2 separate regions of the Homo sapiens genome follow, and region 1 is linked to region 2. A link is an interaction called in ENCODE POLR2A ChIA-PET data of the cell type or tissue named here. Cell type or tissue: CD4-positive, alpha-beta T cell. All regions are shown on one strand. Each heading gives the region's core, and the rest is flanking DNA. Links, peaks and the distances in the headings are about the cores only. Region 1 overlaps INPP5D (inositol polyphosphate-5-phosphatase D). Region 2 overlaps SAG (S-antigen visual arrestin).

Region 1 (4,380 bases), core at 151-4,150, 250 kb after region 2:
TCTCAGGGTTTGAGTGGCACAGCAGCTGTTGAACAACTGCTTAACAGTTCCAGAGCGTACTCAGGTCCCTGAAGACATGAAGCCCATAGCCCAAAGAGCAGAGCTGAGGGAGATGGAGTTCCAAAATTTACCCCTCCTTCCCCACCACTCCCAGCACTGCCTAGAATGCTCTAAAGCACCTCCAGCTCCCTGCTGTCTCCACCCTCCTCCCCAGCAGCTTCCTTGTGCTGGGAGGTATGTGTGTGATCTCTACTTTCCAGCAGTTTCTTGGCAGTCCTTGCCCAAGGCCACATCGCTGACCAAATTGGACTTGAACCCAGATCCCAGCCGGGAATGGAGTCTGCTTTCATTCTAGGGGCACCTCACTGATTTACCACAAGGGACAGATGCCACCTGGGATCAAATATTATCTATAACCATGTGAAGGGCAAGAGGCCAAGCTCTCTGAGAGGCCACATTGCCCTGTCTCCCTGTCCCTCTGGGCAGAGTCCTGGGCTCATCCTTCCCCAGGGGACTCCAGACAGGCTTGGAAACACCTTCTGGATTGGAAGGAAGAAAGCTTAGCCGGGGAGGCCGGGAGGCCTGGCTGTGAGTTCCAACTTCCGCAGTTCTCAGCAACACTCATATTTAGAACGAGGGGGTTGGATGAAGTTACAGTTTGCATCCTGCCCTCCCATCTCGGATTTTTTTTAAGTCTGTGAAAGATGGAGTGAGAGAAAAGAGTCCCCCAGGTGAGGCAGCTCCTCTCCCTGATTGATACAGGGCTGTCATGGGCTATGACACGTGGGCCAACTCCATGAAGTTGGTCTGCAAAGAACAAAGATGAGATCTTTGGTGTTGACAAGAGAACAGAAGTCCCCAGGAAAAGAGCTAAAGTTACTAAACTAAGAAACAATGAAAGCCTTTCGGTGCTTCACTTGGCAAAATTTCAGGCCAGATTCTTATTTTGGGGAGCCTCGTATTCTGGTGGCACTGAACAGGCTCAGGTGTCAGGAATGAGTTATTTAGAAACTGTGGCTAAGCTCAGAAAAGACTGTGAGGTTTTGCCTCAACATGAAAAGAGGAACTTGAGTTAAAATAGGCAGAGATCAATAACTGCTAAAGCTTCCCCGAAGGGCTCTGAGTCTGCTTAATTGGGCATGAGTGTGCACTTGGTCCTCAGTGGACGTCTGCTGTCATTTACTCTTGGAGGTAGATTTTCGAAGGTGAGTCCACCTGGGAGAATCCTATGAGAATTCCCCTTTAATTCACCTTGAAGGAAAACCTCTTCAGACCACCTAGGTCCACAGCTCCCTGTACCATGTCAGCTACTGCGGAGGTCACAGATCTAGTGCCGGGGTCAGGAGCAGAGAAGTCCAGCAGAGCCGCCCATCTTCTCTGAAAGCTGCCCGCCCACTGTCCTGGCTAAGCGGAGACCTTAAGGAGGCACGCTGCCCCCACGACTCTGTCCCCATCTCTGAGAGGCAGAGGGGGGTACCTGCTCCAAGACAGCCGATTCATACACAGACTGGCAGCCCCTGAGTGGCTCATGCGGAGAAAGCCGTGGAGGCTGAGCCATCAGACTCCTTCTTAGGACTGGGGACTGAGAAGGGAGGCTGCTGGCTGGGAAGAGCGGCCCCACAGAGAAGAGCTGATCCATGGGAGAAGCTGCGTGCAGACCCCATGCTCTTCTGGTTCCAAGGCCCTAGGGCGGCCTTCTCCTTCCTGGCTCTGCACATCTCCACAAAGGCTGCCCACCCCTTACCCCTTACAGAGTCAGCCAAGGCGAGTTTCTGTTCCCTGCACCACCACCACCCCCTGCCCAGTAGCCTGATGAGGCCCCGGATTTCATCAGCAGTTCCCAGGGTCACAAGATGTCACAGTAGCAAGAGTATGATGGTGACAGAGAGGGGCAAACCGGAGACGCAGTCTACACATTTACAGGCGGCGGGTGCCGACTCTACTAGAAGCCACAGAGTCATGTCTTTTCCAGTCATACTTAAAGTTTTCTTCACTTTGAAGGAAGAGAAGAAACCACAAAGGGAAAAAAGATCAAAAGCATCGACCAACTTTTAACTTAAGAGAGTTTGCCGACTCCTCTCAGCAAACCACCTATCACAGATGCCAACTCTGCCAGAAAAGCTCATGCCCTCCTAGACTTGAAAAAAATGGTAGAGGTCATTGAGGCCAACTGCCTGCCCCAGACAGGGCTCCCCTCCGCTGCTCACATCCCACACATGGTGAAGAGCCCCTGTCAGAGACAGACATTCCCATGGCAAATAGCTGCCAAGCGCTGGAAAGGACCTTCTCGTACTAGGTGTGCCAACATCTGCTCCTGGTGACTGCTAAGAACCAGGCCAAACCTGCGGGCGCCCTAGGCCAGTGGAAAGCCTTCAGCAGATGTGCCTTAGAGGCTGCAGTGGACTCAGGGGCAGGAGGATGAGGCAGCCGGCAGCAATGCCAGCCTAACTACGCAGGGAGTGGTTCTGCTTGAGCCTAAACTCGCATCTCCTAAGGAGGCCTCGCAGCAAATGCCCCTGGACCGGGCTGCATCACACATGCCCCTTGGGCCTCTCTCAATCACATCGCTCCTCGAAGCAATTCCTTCCATCCTCATAAGCTGTCTTCCTGAGGGGCGTTCTGCTCACCACGCTCTCCCTCTTGACAACTTCTGGAGGATTTTTGCCTCCAGGGACTTGCCTGTGGTCTCCCCACACCTTGAGTCCAGCTCCCTGTCTACTACTGCATCCTAGTTAGCACAAAATGAATCATTCCCTTCAAGCTTTGAAACTGAAGAGTGTACCCTGCCTCTCCCCTCCCACTTCCACTTTCTTTTCAAACAAACTCCTCCAACGCCGTCATTGCTCTTCCATGACATGATATCCAAACCTTTGTCGACCCCGGCTACTCTGCTTGGGACGTGGATGCACTGCTGTGCCTCTTACTCTAGTCCCTGAGAACTGAGCATCTCTCTCTCTCTCTCTCTGTCACGTGCACACACACACACACACACACACACCCGGGATGTGGAAACTTTGTCTCCTTCCTTCTTGCCACCTCCATGTGCTCTTCATGTAGCCAGATAACAATAGCTTTCCTGGCTTCCACACACTCAGTTGTCACATTTTGTGGCGAAACAAAGGCTTTAGTAAACCGTGCTTAGGGTGGCCTTCCCGGGCTTGGACGGGTGCAGCTGATTTTTGTTTTTAAATTTAACTGCAGCCTGGCGGGGTGGCTCATGCCTATAATCCCAGAACTTTGGGAGGCCGAGGTGGGCAGATCATTCGCTGTCAGGAGTTTAAGACCAGCCTGGCCAACATGGAGAAACCCCATCTGTACCAAAAATACAAAAATCAGCCGGGCATGGTGGCGGGCACCTATAATCCCAGCTACTAGGGAGACTGAGGCAGGGGAATCACTTGAACCTGGGAGGTGGAGGTTGCAGGGAGCCGACATGGCGCCACTGCACTCCAGCCTGGGTGACAAGAGTGAAACTCTGTCTCAAAAATAAAAAATATTAAAAAATGAACTGCAAGTTTTGCACATTTTGACTTTGCTTGGTGAAATCAGATGCAGTGAGCACCAGCCTCGGACAGAACAGAGTTCTACAAATGGAAAGGCACTGTTTTGTGCTAGTCTCGCAGCCCCTCAGAAAACACGGTCTGTTCTCCTGTAAGTTCACCTCCCTTCTCTCCCTCCTGAGCCACTTCCTCTCTCTCCTTTGAGAGACTGAAGACAACAGTCGGCCAAGCCACAGCCCCTCCTTTCCCTTCATCTCTGGACAGTCTGCTTCACCTTCGTTTCCTCTTCACACCTATGGACCACAAATAGCCTGTGGCATGCAACTCCGTCATGTCACAGAGCAGGGTCACTTGGAGGGCCCCAGTTTACCAGCTAAGCCACCCCATGGACACCTGGGAGGAAGCCAGGCTCAGCCAGGCCTTCACGTCCGGCTACCTGCGCGTGCACTTCCTTCCTCATCGTTTACACCCTTTCTCTGCCAGTATCGGCTGAAGTCAGGTTCAGATTTCTAGGTTTATAAAGGACTCACCTGAACAGTGAATTTATCATCTTCATTGGGCAGAATTCTGTAAGTGTAAACGCAATTCCGATACCTGAAATAGATCAAAGACTTTATTAGAACCCATGCAGGAAGACCCGGTTTCCTCTTAACTGAAAAGACAAGACTTCCTGACACAGCTTGAGGAATCTGGACACAAAGTCTCCGAATTTCGGAGCTGACCGTTCTCTTAAGATGGAGGTGAGTCCTGACGTCCAGCAATCGTGGGCTGAGGCACTCTTATTCCCCCACTGCTTCTGCACTCAGGGAGCACCAGGAAAAGGTTGGGGGGGGTCATTTAGGTGGGGACCCGGCAGCTAAAGGATCTGATCTAAAGGAGT
Region 2 (4,380 bases), core at 220-4,219:
CAGTCACGTGGCTGCACACTCTCTGACAGCAGAGCCCATTCGTGCCGGAAGCACACCCTCCATCCTGTGCCTAGCCAGAACAAGGTGGGGTGTGGCCAGCATCAGGACCATTCTAAGGCTGTCCTGAGACAGCTGGAAGTCTGAACTGCCTCTCTGGGAAAGGACTTCCTTTCCCTAATCAAGTTTCCCTGGATAGGTAAAAGCAGCTGTCCCCTATCCTGCCTCCAGTGTCTACAGGAAGCTCTTTACAGAAATCTGCCAGAGCCCAAGGTGGCCCACATCCTACCATCTGGGTCCTGGTGGAACCTCTCTTAATGAGCGTAATTTGAGCATTGAAAAAAGCAGAAACAGCATTGTAAAGATGGCTGGAATAGGAAGAGGGCCCTTGGGGTTGGGCTCAGAGGATGGACTTTTTGTGTTTGTGCAGAGCTTGCCAAAGGACTATGCCAAGGCTCTGGGGCCACTCCCCAGAGCTTCAGGATGTGGGTTTGGATGGTGGGGAGCAGCTTGGGAGTCAGGTCTGTCCTGGTTCCGTGGAAGCCTGCCCACTAAAGCCCCAGAAGCCACAGGGCTCTGGGACGATGGCTCCTGCTCTGCAGCTTTCTGAGTGGCCTCTAGCTTCAGACTTGTCAGCATGGTCCAGTCCAGCTCCCAGGCTCCTCCAGCCTTTGGGGGACTTTGGAATGCTTTCCAGTTTCCTGGGAATCTTTGACCCAAAATGCACCCAACACTTTGAAAGAGGACCAGGTGATGGAATACATATTAGGGGAAAACTCAGCCAGGATCCTTTGCTCCCATGTTGCTGAGCACATGAGGAAAGGTGAACCAGGGCCAAGACCCCTCCAGGGCACAGGGATGTGCGAGGATCCCCTAAAGGCAGAACAGAGCCCAATCTTGGCAGAAAGGAGGCAGTGAGTGGTGGTTCTTTCCTGTCTCCCTCCCTTGTAGACCTACAGTTTGAATCTGTTTTGAATAACAGTAATAGTTTCTCCTAAAGTTGCCTTTTAAATATTCCCATATAGGCCAGGTGCGGTGGCTCACGCCTGTAATTTCAGCACTTTGGGAGGCTGAGGCAAGCAGATCACCTGAGGTCAGGAGTTTGAGACCAGCCTGGCCAACAGGTGAAACCCTGTCTCTACTAAAAATACAAAATCAGCCAGGCACGGTGGCTCACTCCTGTAATCCCAGCACTTTGGGAGGCCGAGGTGGGCAGATCACCTGAGGTCAGGAGTTCGAGACCAGCCTGGCTAACATGGTGAAACCCCATTTCTAATAAAAATACAAAAAATTAGCCAGGGGTGGTGGCGTGTGCCTGTAATCCCAGCTACTCAGGAGGCTGAGGCAGGAGAATCACTTGAACCCAGGAGGCAAAGGTTGCAGTGAGTCAAGATCGCGCCATTGCACTCCTGCTTGGGCAACAAGAGCAAAACTCCGTCTCAAAAAAAAAAAAAAATACAAAATTAGCTGGGCTTGGTGGCGGGCTCCTGTAATTCCAGCTACTTGGGAGACTGAGTCAGGAGAATGGCTCGAACCTGGGTGGTGGAGGTTGCAGTGAGCTGAGATCTCACCACTGCACTCCAGCCTGGGCAACAGAGTGAGACTCCATCTCAAAAAAATCTATCTATTACCTTATATTATCTTAAGGAATCAGTTGTCTTTCATCATTCCCCTACCCTAACCTTCCTCTAACCCTGATAATATTTTTTACATACAACGGTGCTTAGAACATGCCAGCAAGGCAAAGAGTTAAGACCTGGTCGAGCTATCCTCTCGGGGGGCTGGAGGTGGGAGATCATCGCCCCCCACTCCAAGCCATGTATTAAATGAATCTATTTGACTTTGTGGCACACAGCAAAGCTGGGCAGGTCTCTCAGGCCAGCATAAAGGAACCATGGCAGGATTCTCATTTGTTTTTGATTCTAACAAAGGGGAAAAGTCATTCACAACAACAGGCTAAGAACAGATATATTCTAATCCAGTTGTCACTGGTATAAGATTTCAATTTGAGATCAAAAGATAGGGAATCCTAGCCTGGGCTGACAGTTCATTTGACCATCTTCTGGGAGGTGGAAATAGTACCAAATTCCTAACAATTCATTCCAAGGATAAATAGAAAAAGCCAGCTGATCCCATGGTGACATTTCTGTCTTTATTTCTCTCCTCTGCGTCATTCTTTGGCTTGCATTAATCCTCAGAACTCCTGTAAGATGGGCACAGAGGGGTGTGGTAGATGCAGAGCTAAGATGCTAACTTTCTGTGCAGCCCTCGAAGGGAGAAAGAGGAAGGAAGTGGAAGGCTGGCGAGCTAGCTGAACATTCTAGTTCCTTCTTCAGCAATAAACGGCGAGAAACTTGACACAGAAGGCTGAGACGCCCAGGAAACGGAAACCCCAACAGCTACTCACTGCGCTTCCTCCATAGCCACGGGCTTGACGTAATAATCACTCGAGTAGAGAACCACATTGGCCACCTGTTCCACTGCAAGGGGAAGACGGGAGTCCGGTGGTCAGCACTGGTCCCCCAACACGTGCACTTTCCCTGCGGCCTCCCAGGGTACACGCTGGTCTCTCCTCTCTGATGATGGTTTCCCTCCACTTCCAAGGCTAGGCTTTCTCAGCCCTCAGCTTCAAGGCTGGGGTTTTGAAGTCCTGTCTCCAGGCCATTTCTGGTCACCCATAACCTGCTCTGTATCAACTCCCACCCATGTCCCCTAAGGCTGCAGCTCCTGGGAGACCCCTCCTTTCCCCTGCTCAGCCCTTTCTAACATCCTCCATCTTACTTCATGAACATTGTCCTTCCTGTCCTCCAAGAGACTAGCTAGAGGCAGTACAGGACTGGTTGGTGGGTGGAACGTGGTGGATAGGAAGGTGGGCCTGGAGCCAGGCTGTTTGGGTGCCAATCTTGGCTTAGCCACTAACTGTGGGGTGAATTATTTATCTATTCTAAGCCTCAGTTTCCCCATCAGTAAAATGGGGGTAATAATTGCATCTAACTCATAGGGACGTTGTGATGATTAAAAAGATGACTTTTAATCACCTTTAAAATTAAGCTTGAGGATTTTTTTAAAAAATAAAGGCAGGGTCTCCCTATATTGCCCAGGCTGGTCTTGAACTCCTGGGCTCAAGGGATCCTCCCACCTTGGCCTCCCAAAGTACTGGGATTACAGGCGTGAACCACTGCACTCAGCCAAAGTTTGAGGATAAAGAAACAATTTGTGCAAGGCATGCAGTACAGTGCCCAGCCTATAGAAAGCAATTAATATTTTGTTTTTAAAAAGTTAACAGCTATCCGGGTGCAGTGGCTCACACCGGTAATCCCAGCACTTTGGGAGGCTGAGGCGGATGGATCACCTGAGGTCAGGGGTTTGAAACCAGCCTGGCCAACATGGCGAAATCCCCATCTCTACTGAAAATACAAAATTAGCCAGGCAAAATTGGTGCACGCCTGTAATCCCAGCTACTTGGGAGGCTGAGGCAGGAGAATGGCTTGAACCCAGGAGCTGGAGGTTGCAGTGAGCCGAGATCACACCACTGCACTCCAGCCTGGGTGACAGAGGGAGACTGTGAAAGAAAGGGAGGAAGGAAGGAAGGAAGGAAGGAAGGAAGGAAGGAAGGAAGGAAGGAAGGAAGGAAGGAAGGAAGGGAGGGAGGGAAAAGTCTAGAATTCCTTAGTCTGCACGCATCAGGATTTCTGACCCTCATCTGTGATGACTCACAGGGAAAAGTGGTATATGACACCTAGGGCCACTGCTCACCCTGGCTTGCCCGGGAGAGCCCATTTTAGGACTGGAAGTTCCACATCCTCAGTCCTGGGCCCTGGGACAGTCACCCCAAGATGCATAAGTCTAACTTTGTCTTGGTCATTGAATGTTTGAGTTAAAAAGTGAACTTAGAGGTTACCCTCACAGGTCATTCCATCATGTCTTCCTCATGAAAGAGCCAAATAAGACCATTATATAAGACCCCCTGTGCTTTGATGCTTTTTGAGCTTAGTTAATGTGTGGGAACAACAGGCAGAAGGCACCTCCCCTGTAGGATATGGGAAGGTCAGCCATGACATGATGGCCATTTGAGCCGAGACAGTCACACTTCACCATTTACAAAGCGCTTCCATGTGGGACCTCCTTCAAGCCACACAAAGCCTGGGAAGGTAGACAAGGAGCCCCTGCTGTGGATGCCAGCTGGGATCACAGAGCCCACAGCATGAGTCCACAAATTAGGCCTCACCCACAACAATGTGCTGCATCTGTCAACCACAATGAGCACTGTGGGGCCCTCCAGGAAGGCATAACCATGGAAAGAGATCACTTGCCAGGAATTTTGTTCCAAGACAAAAACCAGCCGTAAGTGGGCAGGAAGTTGAATGAGATAACTTGTAAGGC

The links. ChIA-PET counts read pairs that join two places held together with the same protein. Peaks named below come from ENCODE experiments on the same cell type or tissue, not always from the same donor. Only the 100,000 strongest peaks of a DNase experiment are listed, where the experiment ranks them.
Region 1: POLR2A ChIA-PET joins it to region 2 with 5 read pairs; 1 of 35 experiments calls an interaction of 5 or more read pairs at or near these places.

What each region holds. Positions count from the first base shown.
Region 1 is chr2:233,079,049-233,083,428 of GRCh38, reverse strand. INPP5D (inositol polyphosphate-5-phosphatase D) reads right to left here. Exons shown (of 27, transcript NM_001017915.3): 2 at 4,031-4,094. Among named protein-coding and RNA genes, the nearest start is that of INPP5D, 21 kb to the right of the region's middle. RefSeq lists enhancers at 976-1,125, 1,636-1,725. In CD4-positive, alpha-beta T cell, for the core only: no CTCF peak of the experiment used is centred there; DNase peaks (open chromatin) are centred at 1,978, 2,978 and 3,798; H3K4me3 peaks cover 1,937 bases; H3K27ac peaks cover 3,880 bases.
Region 2 is chr2:233,329,737-233,334,116 of GRCh38, reverse strand. It overlaps SAG (S-antigen visual arrestin), which reads right to left. Exons shown (of 16, transcript NM_000541.5): 10 at 2,405-2,477. Among named protein-coding and RNA genes, the nearest start is that of DGKD, 23 kb to the left of the region's middle. RefSeq lists an enhancer at 3,858-4,380. In CD4-positive, alpha-beta T cell, for the core only: no CTCF peak of the experiment used is centred there; a DNase peak (open chromatin) is centred at 2,366; H3K4me3 peaks cover 430 bases; H3K27ac peaks cover 2,699 bases.